Regions from separate parts of the Homo sapiens genome. Here region 1 is linked to region 2. Evidence: read pairs that join two places in POLR2A ChIA-PET (ENCODE). Cell type or tissue: Panc1. All regions are shown on one strand.

Region 1 (8,000 bases), 170 kb after region 2:
TTTTGTATTTTTAGTAGAGGCAGGCTTTCACCACGTTGGACAGGCTGATCTCGAACTCCTGACCTGGGGTGGGCCACCCACCTTAGCCTCCCAAAGTGCTGGGATTACAGGCTTGAGCCACCGCACCCAGCCCCTGAAACTCTATTGTATGTAATTTTGTATCTTGCCTTTTAAACCTTTTCTATTATACTGAAATGGTTTTATATCATTAAATTTTCTTTGGAAGCATAACTTTAATAACCATATATTATATTTAGGCTGGGCATGGTGGTTCATGCCTTGATATGGTTTGACTCTGTGTCCTCCCCTCAAATCTCATTTCAAATTGTAATCTCCATAATCCCTACGAGTCGAGTGAGGGACCAGGTGGGAGGTGATTGGATCATGGGGGCAGTTTTCCCCAGGCTTTTCTCGTGATAGAAAATGAGTTCTCACGAGATCTGATGGTTTTATAAGGGGATCTTCCCTCTTTGCTCCTCACTCATCTCTCTCCTGCTGTCATGTGAAAGAGGTCATTGTTCCCCTTCCCCTTCTGCCATGCTGGTAAGTTTCCTGAGGCTTCCATGGCCATGTGGAACTGTGAGTCAATTAAATCTCTTTTCCTTACAATAAATTACCCAGTCTCGGGTAGTACTTTTATAACAGTATGAGAATACATTCCTGTAATCTCAGCACTTTGGGAGGCCAAGGCAGGAGGATCACTTGAGCCTAGGAATTCAAGATCAGCCTGGGCAGCATAGGGAGACCTCATCTCTACAAAAAATTTTTAAAAATTTAGCTGGGCAGGGTGGCATGTACCTGTAGTGCCAGCTACTCAGAAAGTTGAGGTGGGAGGATCACCTGAACCCAGGAGGTTGAGGCTGCAGTGAGCCATGATTGCTCCACTGCACTCCAGCCTGGATGACACAGCAAGAACCTGTCTCAAAAAAATCAAATACATCTATATATATACTGAATCTGCCATCATATATTTAGTTATTTTTCCAGTTATGATCATTATATTATTTCTAATTTTTTGCTTGATTTTATTCAATAAACTCTGATTATTTGTTTAGGATTAATTTCTGTGGGTGGAATTACTGGATGAAGTCATTGCCAGCTAGCTTTCTAGAATAGTTCTTCTACTTTGCCACTCCATATACAAGCATACCAGTATGCATATATTGCCTGGTAAAATCTTAACCAAATTTAAACCACCAAATTTGAATTAAAAGCATGTATTTTAATTTGCAATTATCAATAAGTTTGTACTTTAAAATATGAATATTAACATTTGTATTCTTATTCCACAATTTGTTTGTGTTCTTTGCTCACTTTTAAAATTGGGACTTCAGTGATTTTGTCATTGATTTGTAAAACTGCTTTAAACATTAAGGTTGTTAACTTTTTCTCTATCATAATTGTCACTTTTTTGTATAATTTATTATTGCCTTTTAAATGTTGTCATTTTTTGAAAGATAGAAGTTAAAATTTTAGGCTGGGAGCAGTGGCTCATGCCTGTAATCCCAGCAATTTGGGAGGCCGAGGCAGGTGGATCACCTGAGGTCAGGAGTTCGAGGCCAGACTGACCAATATGGTAAAACCTCGTCTCTGCTAAAAATACAAAAATTAGCCGGGCGTGGTGGTGTGCGCCTGTAGTCCCAGCTACTCAGGAGGTTGAGACAGGAGAACTGCTCGAACTCAGGAGGTGGAGGTTGCAATGAGCCGAGATTGTGCCACTGCACTCCAGCCTGGGCGACAGAGTGAGACTCAGTCTCAAAGAAAAAAAAAAAGAAGAAGAAGTAAAAATTGTATGTGGTTAAATCTGTATTTCCTTTTGTTTTTTTTTTTTTTTGAGACGGAGTCTCGCTCTGTCACCCAGGTTGGAGTGTAGTGCAGTGGCGCGATCTCAGCTCACTGCAAGCTCCGCCTCCCAGGTTCACGCCATTCTCCTCCCTCAGCCTCCTGAGTAGCTGGGACTACAGGCACTCGCCACCGTGCCCGGCTAATTTTTTGTATTTTTAGTAGAGAGGAGGTTTCACCGTGGTCTCGATCTCCTGACCTCGTGATCCGCCTGCCTCGGCCTCCCAAAGTGCTGGGATTACAGGCGTCAGCCACCGTGCCCGGCCCTGTTGTGTGTTTTTATACTACTTTAAAATGTTCTGAAATGTATGTGGTAAAAATTCTGATGGGAGACACTAACTTAATTTTTCCCAGAATAATCATTTCCCTCAGTATGAATTATTAAATATTCTATACTTCTATTAATTTGAGATGTCCTTTTAATCATATGCTAAATTCTTATATACTGTGGGGAAGTGGATCTTACTATTTTTGCTACCTCCACAAAACTCAAAATAACAATATGCAAGGATTTGTAACTGGAGAGTTTGATCCTAAAGGGAGGCTTAACAAAATTTCCAGCGGATGGCGTGCATTGTTGAAAAAAGCCCTTCTTTTTGAAAATTACTATGTTAGAAGACACATAATCTATTTTGTTAATCTAGTTACAGATTCTCGTGCTTTGTTTATTGTAGCTCTTTTAGCATACTTTTCTAGTAGAGTTAGCCTCCCCCACTTACCTTCTTTTTAAAAAAATTATTGGTTGTTTTTGCTTATTTATTCTTTTGTATGAACTTTACGATTTCTTTATCAAGCTCCTCACTTGGATAGTAATTCAACTTACATTAAGTGGGTATGTTAATTTGTAAAGCATTGCCATTTTAGATTTGTCATCTTTTATGTCTCTTAGTCAAATTGTATGCTTTTCTTCACATAGGCTATTACTTGAAACTTTACCCTATTGGGTCTTGGTTTATTTTTGTCAAAATCCAATTTTCACTCACTTTTGCCTTTCACTCACTTCCTCTTCTAGCTAGGTTCAGTTACTTTTTCATGTGAGGCCGCATGGAGTAGGCCAGTGGTTCTCAGACTTTAATAGGCATTAGCATCACCTGAAGTGCCTGTTAAAACACAGATTTTTCTGATTCCATAGTTCTGGGATTAGGCCCAAGAATTTGCATTTCTAACAAGTCCCAGGTGATGCTGAAGCTGGTCCCAGGGATTACACTGCAAACCACTGGTATAGACCAATGCTTCTCAAACTCTGATTATTTAATAAACTCTTATTAAATAATCTTATCTGATTAATATCTGATTAATAACTTATCTGATTAATTTTAGCTGATTAATAACTCTTATCTGATTAAAATAAACTCATTCTTATCAAACGTTAATGTGTGATATGGTTTGGCTGTGTCCCCACCCAAATCTCATTGTGAATTGTAGCTCCCACAATTCCCACACGTTGTGGGAAGGACTTGGTGGGAGGTAATTGAATCATGGAAATGGATCTTTCCTGTGCTGTTCTTGTGATAGTAAGTCTCACGAGATCTGATGGTTTTATAAACCGTAGTTTTCCTGCACAAGCTCTCTTCTCTTGTCTGCCGCCATGTGAGACAAGCCTTTCACCTTCCAACATGATTGTGAGGCCTCCCCAGCCACGTGGAACTGTGAGTCCATTAAACATCTTTCTTTTGTAAATTGCCCAGTTTCGGGTATCTCTCTATCAGCAGCATGAAGACAGACTAATACAATGTGCATGGCAATTACACACATGGTTAAATGCAGGTTCTGATTTAGTAGGTCTTCACCAGGATCTGAGATTCTGCATTCTTAACAAGTTCTCAGGCCAATTCTGCTGCTGCTTGTCCACACACCACACTTTCAGCAGCAAGGGAATAGAACAGAATGAAGAGTGTGGGCTTTGTAGTCTGACAAAACTGAGTTTGAATCCCAGTCTATACTTACTAATTGAGTAACCTTGAGCAAATAATTAATTTAACTTTTCTAAACCCAGACTTTATATTAAATCAAAAATAACAAAGCCTATTTTGTGAAATGATGTTATCTGGCACAAAGCAAATAATGTATGTTTTTTCTCTGACTCATAACTGAGAATTGTATTTGCCCTACTGAATATTGACTCAATATCAGAGTCAACCCAAAACTATGGGTCTTTTGTTTGTAGTCTAATTGCAGGTAGCTTCATTTGAATCTCTAGGGTGGCATTTCTCAAACTGTGTTCCATAGAGATGTTCTTTAATGTTCTGTGGTCAAATTCATTATAAGCATATTTTCCTTTACATTGTTGAGCATAGTTATAATAGCTACTTTAAAATCCTTGTCGGCTAATTCCAATATTGGGGTCCTCTAGGTGTCGGTCTTTGTTGATTATCTTTTCTCTTGTAGGAGTCACATTTTCTGATTTCTTTGTATGCTGAGTAATTTTGGATTGCATTCTGGACAATGTGAATGATATGGTATAGACATTCTGAATTTTATGATGTTCCTTTAAAGAGATTTCCGTTTTTGTTTTAGCAGAAAGTTAACCTGGCTGAACTCACACTGCAAACTCTGTCTTCCTGGAGAAAGACATCACTAAAATCTCAGTTAATTTATTTTTAGCTGGGCTTCTTGGAATCTGTTCCATGCATGCATGGTTCAGATGTCAGCCAGAGATTTATGCATAGAATTTGGGCCTCCTCCTTTCTGGTTCTCTCCTTTCTGAGATGTCCCCCACTTGCTAGCTGCTGTAGTTATCCAGAGCTGTGTTTCTAGTTCTCCAAGTAACACTGAGCTTCTATTTGAGTTTTAACCATTCTTCCTGGAACAGCTCTCTGTAGAGCCTGTTCTAGGACCAAAAGCTGTAAAAATGGGAAATTCATCCAATGCCATTCCCTTCTTCAGTATTACAGCCCATTTTTGATCATTTTTTAGTAACTTCAAATAGTTGTCTGTATTTTTTGAGAGTATATTTTCTCAAGAATTTAGTCTTTGTCTACAGAAGGGTTGGTCTAACATGAGTTACTTGGCCTTTACTAGAAGTGAAACCTGTGTGATTTTCTTTAATCTAGTATTCCCTAAAGAGATTCTTTATTTGGCAGAACCTTATTAGCATATCACAGACCTTAGTATTTTAAAGAACCCATTATTGGAAAGTGCTATTCTCAGATTTTTCTCCTGGGAGGTTTAGAAAATGCTGATAAAATTAGGAGATTAGATAGTGATGAAGCAAAATGAGTTTTGAAGGAAAGCTGTTGGAAATAAACTTGAGAAATGCATGAAAAATGCAGTGTTTCTCTTAATACTCTTCAAGTAATATTCTATGGAGAAGGGTGGTGGTTTTCTACGGCATTGCTCTCTGAAATTAGAATACATTCCCAATTCCTTAATTTCTCTTAATCTATTATTAGGCAGTCGAGTTCCATACATTTATTTCAACCCTTCTTGAACCTACCCATGTGGAAGGCAGAAGCGCTGGGACATGACCACCCAACTCAGCTCTGAAGCAGCCCTCACACAATGACGGGGTTGGTATATAAATTTATCTCAACCCTTCTTGAGCCTGTTCATATTGTTAATGTTATCTAATTTTACCATTAAATAAAAACCAAAATATTTGTTTAGGAGAATTAAGGCCTTTAATTTTATTTTGCTTAAAGTCCCAAGCCCAAAGGTTGGGAATATGCTACAATGGACCTACACAAATAAGTAAATAATACCAAATACTACACACAATCCATACAACCAAAAAGATTCAAGTAACCACCATTTTTTTCTGCCCTCTCATTTTATTTATTTATTTATTTATTTATGTATTTATTTATTTTTTGAGACAAGAGTCTCACTCTGTTGCCCAGGCTGGAGTACAGTGGTGCGATCTCGGCTCACTGCAACCTCCACCTCCTGGGTTCAAGTGATTCTTCTGCCTCAGCCTCCCAAGTAGCTAGGATTACAGATGCATGCCACCATGGCTGGCTAATTTTTGTATTTTTAGTAGAGACAGGGCTTCACCATGTTGGCCAGGCTGGTCTCAAAATCCTGACCTCAGGTGATCTGCCCACCTCGGCCTCCCAAAGTGCTGGGATTAGAGGCATGAGCCATTGCGCCTGGCCCTACCCTCTCATTTTATTAGAAAAGGTATTAAATAAATAATTTGATATTAGAAAATAACAGGATCAGTAAAGATTCAGCCTAACACCCATCTTTTAACTACAATGGATGTACAAGTAATAAAACTAAGCCATGATAGTTGCTATTTAGATAAATAAAACTTGAGGTAAAGTGTCTTTTTGATCACAATAGAATAAATTGTTTTCATTACTGCCAAGTAAATTTTATTGTACTCTATTTCTCTGAAAATTGGCAAACAGTGTATCATAATAGCATAGAGAGGGAGGGGCCCAAGCTCAGAGGCCAGATACCCTGGGGTTGAATAATTCCTCAGTATTATAAAAATTAAATTAGATAACATTTGTGAAATATATACTGTATATAAAATACCTAACATAATGGCTGACACTCAGTAAATGGTTTCCTTCTTCTATCTGGTTTTTCCAGGACTGCAAAAAGGAAATTCTTTGATAGAAAACCTGGACAGAAACATTTTATTTTATTTTTTAACTTCAGGCAGACAAAGGCATGAAAGAAATGTGCCCTTTTGTTGACTGATTGACAGCTCCAAACCGAACCAGAATTTTCAAAAGGTGGACCTGATCTCGTAACATTGTAAATTCAGTATCTATACGGTTCATGAAAATTGTTTTCCCATTGCTTCTACCTTTATTGTCAAGCTGTCAAAATAGCAACTTCCTACTTAAGTTATATTTATGCAAGCATATAAAGTGCTTTTTATTAAATTTACTTTTGGTTGAATTAGATGGACTATTTTAGAGGAAATAAATCATTTGTATAATGGTGAAGAAATTGACCTTATGGGCACCTTCCTAAGAATGATGTTTCATTAGTGCTGGATCAGCTTTTGGTATCTGCAAGACAATCTGAGATCTGGAGACCAAGGGCAGTATATTTCATTTACATACTCCATCAGGCTCTCTGCCTGGGTCCTAACTCACCTCACCAATGGGCTTACTTTTGTCTTCATTCTTTGTTCCTGATATATATATAGGCCAGTGCATTTGAGACAAAACCAATAAGAAGGCAGGAGCCAGGAGCTGTTTCTAATCCAAGCATCTCACATAGGTCAAACCTTTAAAGATGGGAATGAAAATGAAGCTGTCCACTCTGGTCCATTGTCAAAGAGGTCATTTGGCACTCATCTCACAAATGGGGTAGCATAAAAGATGGGAGGAATGGAGTGCGATGGGGGCAGGGGGAGGCGATATGCAGAAATGACCAGGCAGAAGGTTAGGCCCTTGGTTTCTCAGTCTACAAATCCTGGCTGTGATTAGATTTGGTACCGCACACTTTTCAGAGATTGCTGGGGGAGAAATCACCTGCCACCTGCATTCTGCTGGTTGGATTTGCTACTGATGGAGAAGGTATAGGCTTTACCCAGGACCGCATTTTTTTTTTTTAACTGCCTTACTCACATGTACCAATGCCACAGGAAATTGATGGTAACCAATTGTCTATGTGCTTTTGTTAGCACCTCTTTTCTGCTGTGCTGGGCTACACAATTACCACAGCCCTTGAGAATGCTTATTGTCAATAGGAGTAATTTCACATCCCATCCATTTAGTGAAAAGATGTGAAAATTGATCCAGCTTCTGCGATAAGACTGGAACCAGGGTGCAGGCTACAAATGCCTTGGAAATAAATATATGTCCATCATTGTTTTCATTAGGTATTGCTGTAGCCCAGCCTCCAGGGAAATGAACTCAAGTCCAGCTGTCTTGCCGTAGAAGTTCAGATGTACTCCCAATCTGGTGAAGTGGGCTGTCAGTTTCATTTATTGTTAACTTTTTGTAGTGGTTGTCAAGTAAGGGGTTGGCAGTCTGAAGAGCACAATTCTGTTTTATCCACAGACAGGGGACAGTGTAATTCGACACTGGCTGCCAAGGAGGAACTTGTCCTTCCTATCCAGCTTATTGTCTGGACTCTTTTTTTATGATTTCAAAAGTCTCTTCAAAAGGGCAACAAAATTAGCCTTAAATAGTATTTCTTGGATTGCCTTTAACAATGGCGATAAGGCCAAAGCTTCTAGTCTTGACAGAAGT
Region 2 (8,000 bases):
TTATTTCTCCTTTGCTCTTGAAGGATAATTTTGCAGGGTACAGAAATCTAGGTTGGCCAGTTTTTTCTCTTAACACTGTAAATATTTTGTTTCTCTGTCTTCTTGCTTGCATGCTTTCTGGGAAGTCAGATGTCATTCTTATCTTTACTCCCCTTTAGGGAAGGTGTTTTTCCCCTTTGGCCTCTTACAGGATTTTTTCTTTATCTTTGATTTTTTTTTCCATTTTAAATATGATGTGTCATGGTGGTGGGTTTTTTGTTTGTTTTGTTTTGTTTTGCTTTTGGCATTTATCTTGTTCGGTGTTCTCTGAGCTTTCTGGATTTGTGATTTGGTGTCTGACATTAATTTGGGGGAAATTCTCAGTCATTATTGCTTCAAATATTTCTCTGTTCCTTTCTCTCTTTATTCTCCTTCTGGGTATTCCCATGATGTGTCTATTACACCTTTTGGATAATTGTCTCACAAGTTCTTGGATATCCTGCTCTGTTTTCTTTTCTTTTTTTCCAATCTTTGTTCTCTTTGTTTTTCCATTTTGGGCAGTTTCTATTGGGATATGCTCAACTCAAAGATTCTTTCCTCAGCTGTATCCAGTCTACTAATAAGCCCATCAAAGGCATTCTTCATTTGTTAGAGTTTTTCACCTCTATCATTTCTTTTTCTTTCTTAGAATTTCCATTCCTCTGTGTACACTGCCCATCTGTTCTTAAGTGCTGTCTACTTTACCTGTTAGAGTCCTTAGCATATTAATCATAGTGTTTTACATTCCTGGTCTGGTAATTCCAACATCCCTGCCATATCTGAGTCTGGTTCTGGTGTTTGCTCTGTCTCTTCAAACTGTGCTTTTCACCTTTGAGTATGTCTTGTAATTTTTTCTTGGTAGCCAGACGTGATGTACTGGGTAAAAGGAACTGCTATAAATGGGTTGTTAGCCATGTGGTGGTGAGGTGTGGGGAGAGGGGAAGTATTCTACAGTCCTTTGAGACTCTAGGTCCCAGTCTGAGTGAGCTTGTGCCTCTGGACTGTGAACTTCACAAGTGCTTCTCAGTTTCTCTATCCTCCCCCTCCCACCTTAGGTGGGACAAGATGGCTAGAGAGGGCTGGAGTTGAGTATTTCCCTTCTTCCAGTTAGGTATGGCGCTCTGATAAAACCTCCAAAGGTTAGGCTCTGGTTAAATAGTTTCTCCTGAGGGCAAACTGTTAGTAAGAACAGAAAGCTCTGGCTTATACCAAAATGGTTACTTTCCCCCTCCCCCTGCTGGAAGCATGAAGGAATTTTTCTCTGCTATTCACTGTAAGCACCTGGTTGCACTCCTGGACAGAAAACTCACTGAAGTGTGGGGATACCCTTATGACAGGGTCCCCCTGGAATTTTTGACTCTCAGACTTGTCTACACTGAGCATCCAGCAGTTCATTAATTACAGCTTAAGATTGCTTGTCCAGCACTGGTTTCCATAGAGCTTTCTGCTCAGGAGTCTCTGCTCCGGTAAGTTGTGATTTTTTTTTTTTTTTTTTTTTTTTTGAGATGGAGTCTCACTCTGTCGCCCAGGCTGGAGTGCAGTGGTGCGATCTCGGCTCACTGCAACCTCTGGCTCCCAGGTTCAAGCGATTCTCAAGCCTCAGCCTCCTGAGTAGCTGAGATTACAGGCATGCGCCACCACGCCCAGCTAATTTTTGTATTTTTAGTAGAGATGGGGGTTTCGCTGTGTTGGCCACGCTGGTCTCAAACTCCTGACTTCAAGTGATCCGCCCACCTTGGCCTCCCAAAGTGCTGGGATTAGTGATTCTATCTGCCTGTCTTTCCAATTTTAGGGGCAGTGATTTGCTCTGTGACTTCACTTCTCTTATGGATCTAAGAAGGGTTGTTGATTTTGCACTTTTTAAAGCTTTTTACTTGTTGTTAAAACGAAGTGACAACTTCAAACTCTTTACATACTGAACTGGAAAGTGTACTAAGTCTTTGAAACTTGGTGTTTAAAATTAGGTGATATATTACCCCCCTTTTTTTTTTTGGTACTGTGTCTTTGAAATTTGGTGTGTATGTGACACTTACAGGATATGTTGATTAGAACAAGCCACCTGTTCATTAGCCACAAGTGGCTTGTGACTTCTATATTGAACAAAATAGTATTAGGTTGGTGCAAAAGTAATTGTGGATATTGCCAACAAAAGTGGCAAAACTGCAATTACTTTTGCACCAACCTAATAGTTCTAAATGGAAGACTGTTTGCCTGAGAATTGGGTGATTAACTGTTATCTCAGGCACAAATCAACTTCCCACTTGAGGGTAACTAACTTTTTTACAATATTAGAAATGCAGTCCAAATACCCTAGGAGAGTTAATTCACTAGGTGATAAAGATCAGCCAGTAGGCATTTACCTCATGTTCATTAGCTGTATGTAGGTAAAGCAGTTCCTTCTTATCCCAGGGTTACTTGGTATTTAAATTAGGGACCATTTCCTCCAAGACCCTGATTTTTTTTTCTCTTGTTATTAAATTACTTCTGCAAACGTGGGTGTGGAGCTTGCCAGAATTTTTTGGTATTTTTCTGTGTCCAGTTGCCCACTGAAGCTTCTTACTTTTGTTCCCAACAGCAGGGCAAACTCAACCCAGGACAAATAAGACTTCCAACTCTCGGCCAGGTGTAGTGGCTCACACCTGTAATTGTAGCACTCTGGGAGGTGGAGGCAGACAGATCACTTGAGATCAGGAGTTCGAGACCAAGCTGGCCAACATGGAGAAACCCCATCTCTACTAAAAATACAAAAATTAGGTGGGTGTGGTGGCACACGCCTGTAATCCCAGCTACTCAGGAGGCTGAGGTGGGAGGATCGCTTGAACCTGTGAGGCAGAGTTTGCAGTGAGATTGTGCCACTGCATTCCCGCCTGGGCGACAGAGTGAGACTCTGTCTCAAAAAAAAAAAAAAAAAAAAAAGGCTTTTCAACTCTCTAATACTCTAATTTAGTGGCAGGTCTTCTCAGAGAAGTAAGCTAAATGGATATTGTCAGACTCCTGCCAGCAGAGACCTTCTACATTTCTTAGATCAGGGAAGGGGAATGTCTTCTCGCCCTGCCCCTCTAACATACTTTAACCTGTGGAGGCAGAGTGGCCACATTTCTTACCTGAGATTGCTGGTGCTTCTGGTAGAACTCAATCATGTTAAAGTCACCCAGGTCAACCAGCAGGCCTTGCTTACACATCTCACAGGTCTTCACGGCACCAAGATCTGCTCCTTAAATTGGATAAAGAATTATATGTACATATAACCATGGGTCTGTTTGTGTTAGCACTTTGGACAGGTGATATTTGGGGAGTGAACTTGTGTGTGTTATGAATTCTGAGCTTCAGTGACCTTCCTTTAAAGCCAGCCATCTTCTGTAGAAAATGACCTTGAATCTGAGAGCTGAAAAATTTCCTTTGTAGTCATCTATTATGCAAGCTTCATAGAAGTGAAATTCCCACGACTTTTAAATAGCAGATCTTGCTTTCTATTTAAATATAAACAGGATGGTTCATAAACTTGGAATTGCTGCACAGAGGCTAAGAGTCTGTAACACAGGTGTTTGTAAAAAGAGTGACTATTCAGCTTTTTTTTTTTTTATTGTAGACCCAACACAGGTCCAAGTAAATAAATTAGTGAGGACCAAAATAGATGGCAGAAGCTATTCTCGATCAATGGCTTAAAAATCTGCCTTTACTCCTGCCCAGGTAACATTGCCACCTGAGAACAGTGAGGGAGCGAGGGGCCAGGTGTGGGTACTAGTTACAGTAGTACCCAGGGCCAGCTCATCAGCCTGAGCTCAGACTCATCGGGGAAAAGGAATATGAGAAGGCTTCCTTTGTTGCTGTTTTTATAAAAACAGGCATTCTAGATCAGCATTTTTATCCTATTCCCCAATGCAAAAGTGGAGGATGCAGAGCTGGGCTGTTATGTCTAAGCAAACATTCTGCCAGACAGTTTCTCCCCCTTAGTTGCGGCTTTTGACTAATGATGTACTGGTGTTTATTTTATGCATTAGAAAATAAAAGACCTATTAGTTACCTGCATGTATTTGGTAAAAATAGGGCTTGTGCAGTTTCATACCTCCATTCTATTTCCCCACTGGGGATATAAAGAAACAGTAAATAATAGAGACTTTCAAAGGGCAAGGATGAACAGGAAGTAATCCCTTATCTGCATTTTGTTCGCTTGACTTTTTTTTTTTTTTTTTTTAGCGTCATTCAGTAACGCTTTAGGCTACCAAATGTCCCATGAGTCTTCCGATCGAATCCTACTGAACACACCCATACAAGCGTTGACATTTATGAGCATAGCAGCATTTTCATGACATGTTTCACAGGTAACTTTTTCTGTGTTAGATGTTTAATTGGCCCAAATTTCTAGGAAGATAAAGGATTGCATGGCAGAGTCGTTAGCAACCAAAATCTACTCGTTTTCTTCCCTCTCTGAAGGACTGAATATTTTGCTCGTTATATGGATATGCGTTTAAGCATCTTGATCAGTGGACTTATATTTCTTATGCTAGGGAAGTTGCATAAAACGGGCTCCATGGATGACACAGTAATATGATTACCCCACGTGTTCATTCTCTGATTCCATGGTGTGCTGTCCTTGGTGAGGGGGCGTGGCAACACCTCATGGGGACAGGGTAAAGCTCTAAGTCTCCCTGCAGCCTGGATAGTGACGGCTAAGGAGAAGGATATGGAAGACGGGGAGAAATAGGATCTGGCTGTGGGGGGATATGTTTTCAGAGATGTGTGTCTGAAAGAAGCCGCAGCTATTTTCTGATCAAGTTGCTCTTTGCACTGATGTTCCATGCATTTTTTTTTTTTTTTTGCTTAAAGTTGATCTCATTCCTAAAGCCATGCTTTAAAGAAACCTTCTGTTCTCTGCCCAGAAAACTACAGCCGACCTACCGATGTGGTTGTATTTAGGTTATAACCTGCTCAGGGAGTTGAGAAGGTGCCGCACACCCAGTTATAAGATGCTAGGGAGCTGACAAAATCAGCACATGGAAATTTCTTTATCTAATATGGTTCTAGACAATCAGATCAGCACTCTTATCCCTATTGCTAAAAGGCAGCTTTGTTTAGTTTCTTAGGTGACCCCCAAATAAAAGGAAGTAGGATGTGTGTGCTGGGGGTCTCTCATGAGGGACCTTCTGAAGTATTTTGCTGGGTGTCTGCTAGCTGGGCACGGCTACTGTGTGTCTGCTGAGCTTCCACCGCTGACCCACTTCTATTTCCTTCCTCCTGAGAGGCGATCTTAGCATCTCTGCTCAGGCCTCAAGCAGAGGTAGAATTCAATAGCATTTGTTCCCAGGAGTCTTCTCTCAGATAAAAGCAAAAAACAAAAAACAAACCAAAACAAAAACAAACAAAAAACCCCCAACTCCCTCCCATAGTTTAAAGACAGCTTTTATGAGCAAGGATCTGGAGCTCAGCCACGTGTCCCTGAGTCGCTGTTCTGCGGAGGAGAGTGAGCTGATGACAAGGCTCCGGGGCCCACACCGTGGTGCCTCATGTTAATTACATGTCGTGGCACGTTCACTGCACTTCCTTCCCCACCTACCTGATGTTATTTTCACTTTCAGCCACTTTTTCAGGCACTCTTGATGAACAAACTGCAGGCTTCCCACACAGCCGCAAGGCTCCAGGAGGGGGTTGCTTGGGGAACCCCCGGCTATCTGACAGATGCGACACAAGTCTCCCTCCTCCTCGGAGTCCTCCTCCAGGAGACTAAATGTGAAAACAAGCCCTCGTGACCAGGAGGCTACACGTTTGCAGTTTCTACAAATACCAGTTCCCAGAGCATTGACAGAGAAGGAAGAGGGCTCCTGGTACTCACCCGCTGCCCCCTCTGACCCTAGTGAGATGATTTTTGATAACACAGGCACAAATTCTCTCTTTTTTTTTGAAACAGAGTCTCACTCCGTTGCCCAGGCCGGAGTGCAGTGGCACAATATTGGCCCACTGCAGCCTCAACCTCCTCAGGCTCTGGTGATCCTCCCACTTCAGCCTCCCAAGTAGCTGGATTACAGGTGCATGCCACCACACCTGGCTATTTTAAAAATTATTTTGTAGAGATGGAGTCTCACGATGTTGCCCAGACTGGTCTTGAACTCCTGGGCTGAAGCGATCCACATGCCTTGGCCTCCCAAAGTGCTGGGATTACAGGTGTGAGCCCCTGGGCCTGGCTGAGGCACAAATTCTTGTAACAGGCTTCTTTGCAATTGTCAATACGTGTGAGCTGACATGGAGGACCAGCACTGCCACCATAAATCAAGAGGTAAAGGGAAATGGCTACAGAATCATTTTCAAACTGGAGTCAAGGCCAGGAGCCCCTCTCCCTGCCAGGAAGTTGGTGGGGGTGGCATACTGGTGAGTGCATGGGATTCGTGGTCAGGGGGCCTGGGTTTGAGGCCAGCCTCTGAAACTTGTGAGTTGTGTGACTTTGGATAAGTTCCTTAATCTTCCCAAGACCCTGTTTCCTCATCTGTACAATGAGGGTCATGGTGATAACACCACTGCCACCTACTTCCTAGGGCTGTGGCCAGGCTGGCTACGTGTGACAATGAGGAACCTGTTCTGCAAACTGTAAAGTACATCTAGTGTCTGGCAAGGTGTTGTGCACAGAGTTCACTTAATAGATGTTGGTTTAGGTGGATGATGAACCAATAAACCTGGACACAATCTCCCGAATAACACCACACATGCCAACAAATGACATCAGCATTCCAGAATGTAAGCGGCTGGAATCTGATGAAGATAAGAACTAACGAAAATGTAAGTAAAGATATTTGTGTCTAATAAATGGTGAGTGAAGAATAGCTGGTCGATGTTCATGTTGGGAGGTTTTAAGAAGCCTAAGGCTATTTTCTTTTCTTTAGAGTCCTCACGGGACTGGGGGCCATCTGGTCAAGGAAAGGAAACTGGCTAGAGACTAAAATCAAAAGAGGAAGAAATGGACATTGCTCTGGATGGAGAAATATATGCTCAATTTCTTGAAAGACTTTTTTCCCCATGAAAGGGCAGCTCAGTGTAAAGAAGCAGAATTACAGTTTTCCATTATGGACATTCTCAATAACTTAAAGACATTTTCAACATTCAGACTTCAATACATTTCAACATAATTTCCATATTTTCGTAAGTAATCAGGAAGAACATGTGTACATGGGAGTGAGTGCTCCAACTGGTGAAGATAAACTAGAGAGAGATCTTGCAAGTTTGAGAAGGTAGGCAGAAAAGTGGTAGAAGATTATTTTTTGTTGTTGTTGTTTGTTTTGAGATGGAGTCTTGCTCTGTCACCCAGGCTGGAGTGCAGTGGCTCGATCTCAGCTCTCTGCAACCTCTGCCGGATTCAAGCGATTCTCCTGCCTCAGCCTCCCGAGTAGCTGGGATTATAGGCGTGCACCACCACACCTGGCTAATTTTTGTATTTTTAGTAGAGATAGGGTTTCACCATGTTGGCCAGGCTGGTCTCGAACCCTTGACCTCAGGTGATCCGCCTGCCTTGGTCTCTCAAAAGTGCTGGGATTACAGGTGTGAGCCACCACACCTGGCCTAGAAGATTTTTAATTTAGGCAACTACACGGGATTTGCATTTGGAAACAAGTGCTCTAAATCAGTGGTTTCCAATAGAAAATAAATGACCATCAGGTTCACCGGTAGAGATTTTACAAACAGATTCCTGGGCTCCACCCTTAGAGGTTCTGGTTCAGTATCTGGGGCCCAGGAACCTGAACGTTAAGATGGTCATGCAGGTCTGAAGATCACTGATCTCAACAGGAGGACGAAGGGCTCTGTGGTGAACTTGTTATGGTTGATAAATATCTGACTCTTAACTTAAGGTCCTCCATCTTCTCAAAGGTATAGGTGGGGATCCACTGGCTACCCTACTTTGCAAAAAAATTTTTTTTAACAAATAAAAGTGAAGAAGAGACAGAAAAGCACAGAAAAGAAAAGGAGAATCAAGCATAAAATCATTACCCCAAAGTAAC

The links. ChIA-PET counts read pairs that join two places held together with the same protein. Peaks named below come from ENCODE experiments on the same cell type or tissue, not always from the same donor. Only the 100,000 strongest peaks of a DNase experiment are listed, where the experiment ranks them.
Region 1: POLR2A ChIA-PET joins it to region 2 with 11 read pairs; 3 of 35 experiments call an interaction of 5 or more read pairs at or near these places.

The regions. Positions count from the first base shown.
Region 1 is chr17:62,884,465-62,892,464 of GRCh38, forward strand. No RefSeq gene overlaps it. Among named protein-coding and RNA genes, the nearest start is that of MIR633, 56 kb to the right of the region's middle. In Panc1, no CTCF peak of the experiment used is centred here; DNase peaks (open chromatin) are centred at 3,806 and 3,925.
Region 2 is chr17:62,719,366-62,727,365 of GRCh38, forward strand. It overlaps MARCHF10 (membrane associated ring-CH-type finger 10), which reads right to left. Exons shown (of 11, transcript NM_152598.4): 7 at 5,573-5,739; 8 at 3,123-3,232. The region is part of intron 2 of MARCHF10-AS1 (MARCHF10 antisense RNA 1); the gene reads left to right. Among named protein-coding and RNA genes, the nearest start is that of MARCHF10-AS1, 17 kb to the left of the region's middle. RefSeq lists a silencer at 897-976 and enhancers at 1,147-1,226, 5,564-5,643. In Panc1, no CTCF peak of the experiment used is centred here; no DNase peak of the experiment used is centred here; H3K27ac peaks cover 586 bases.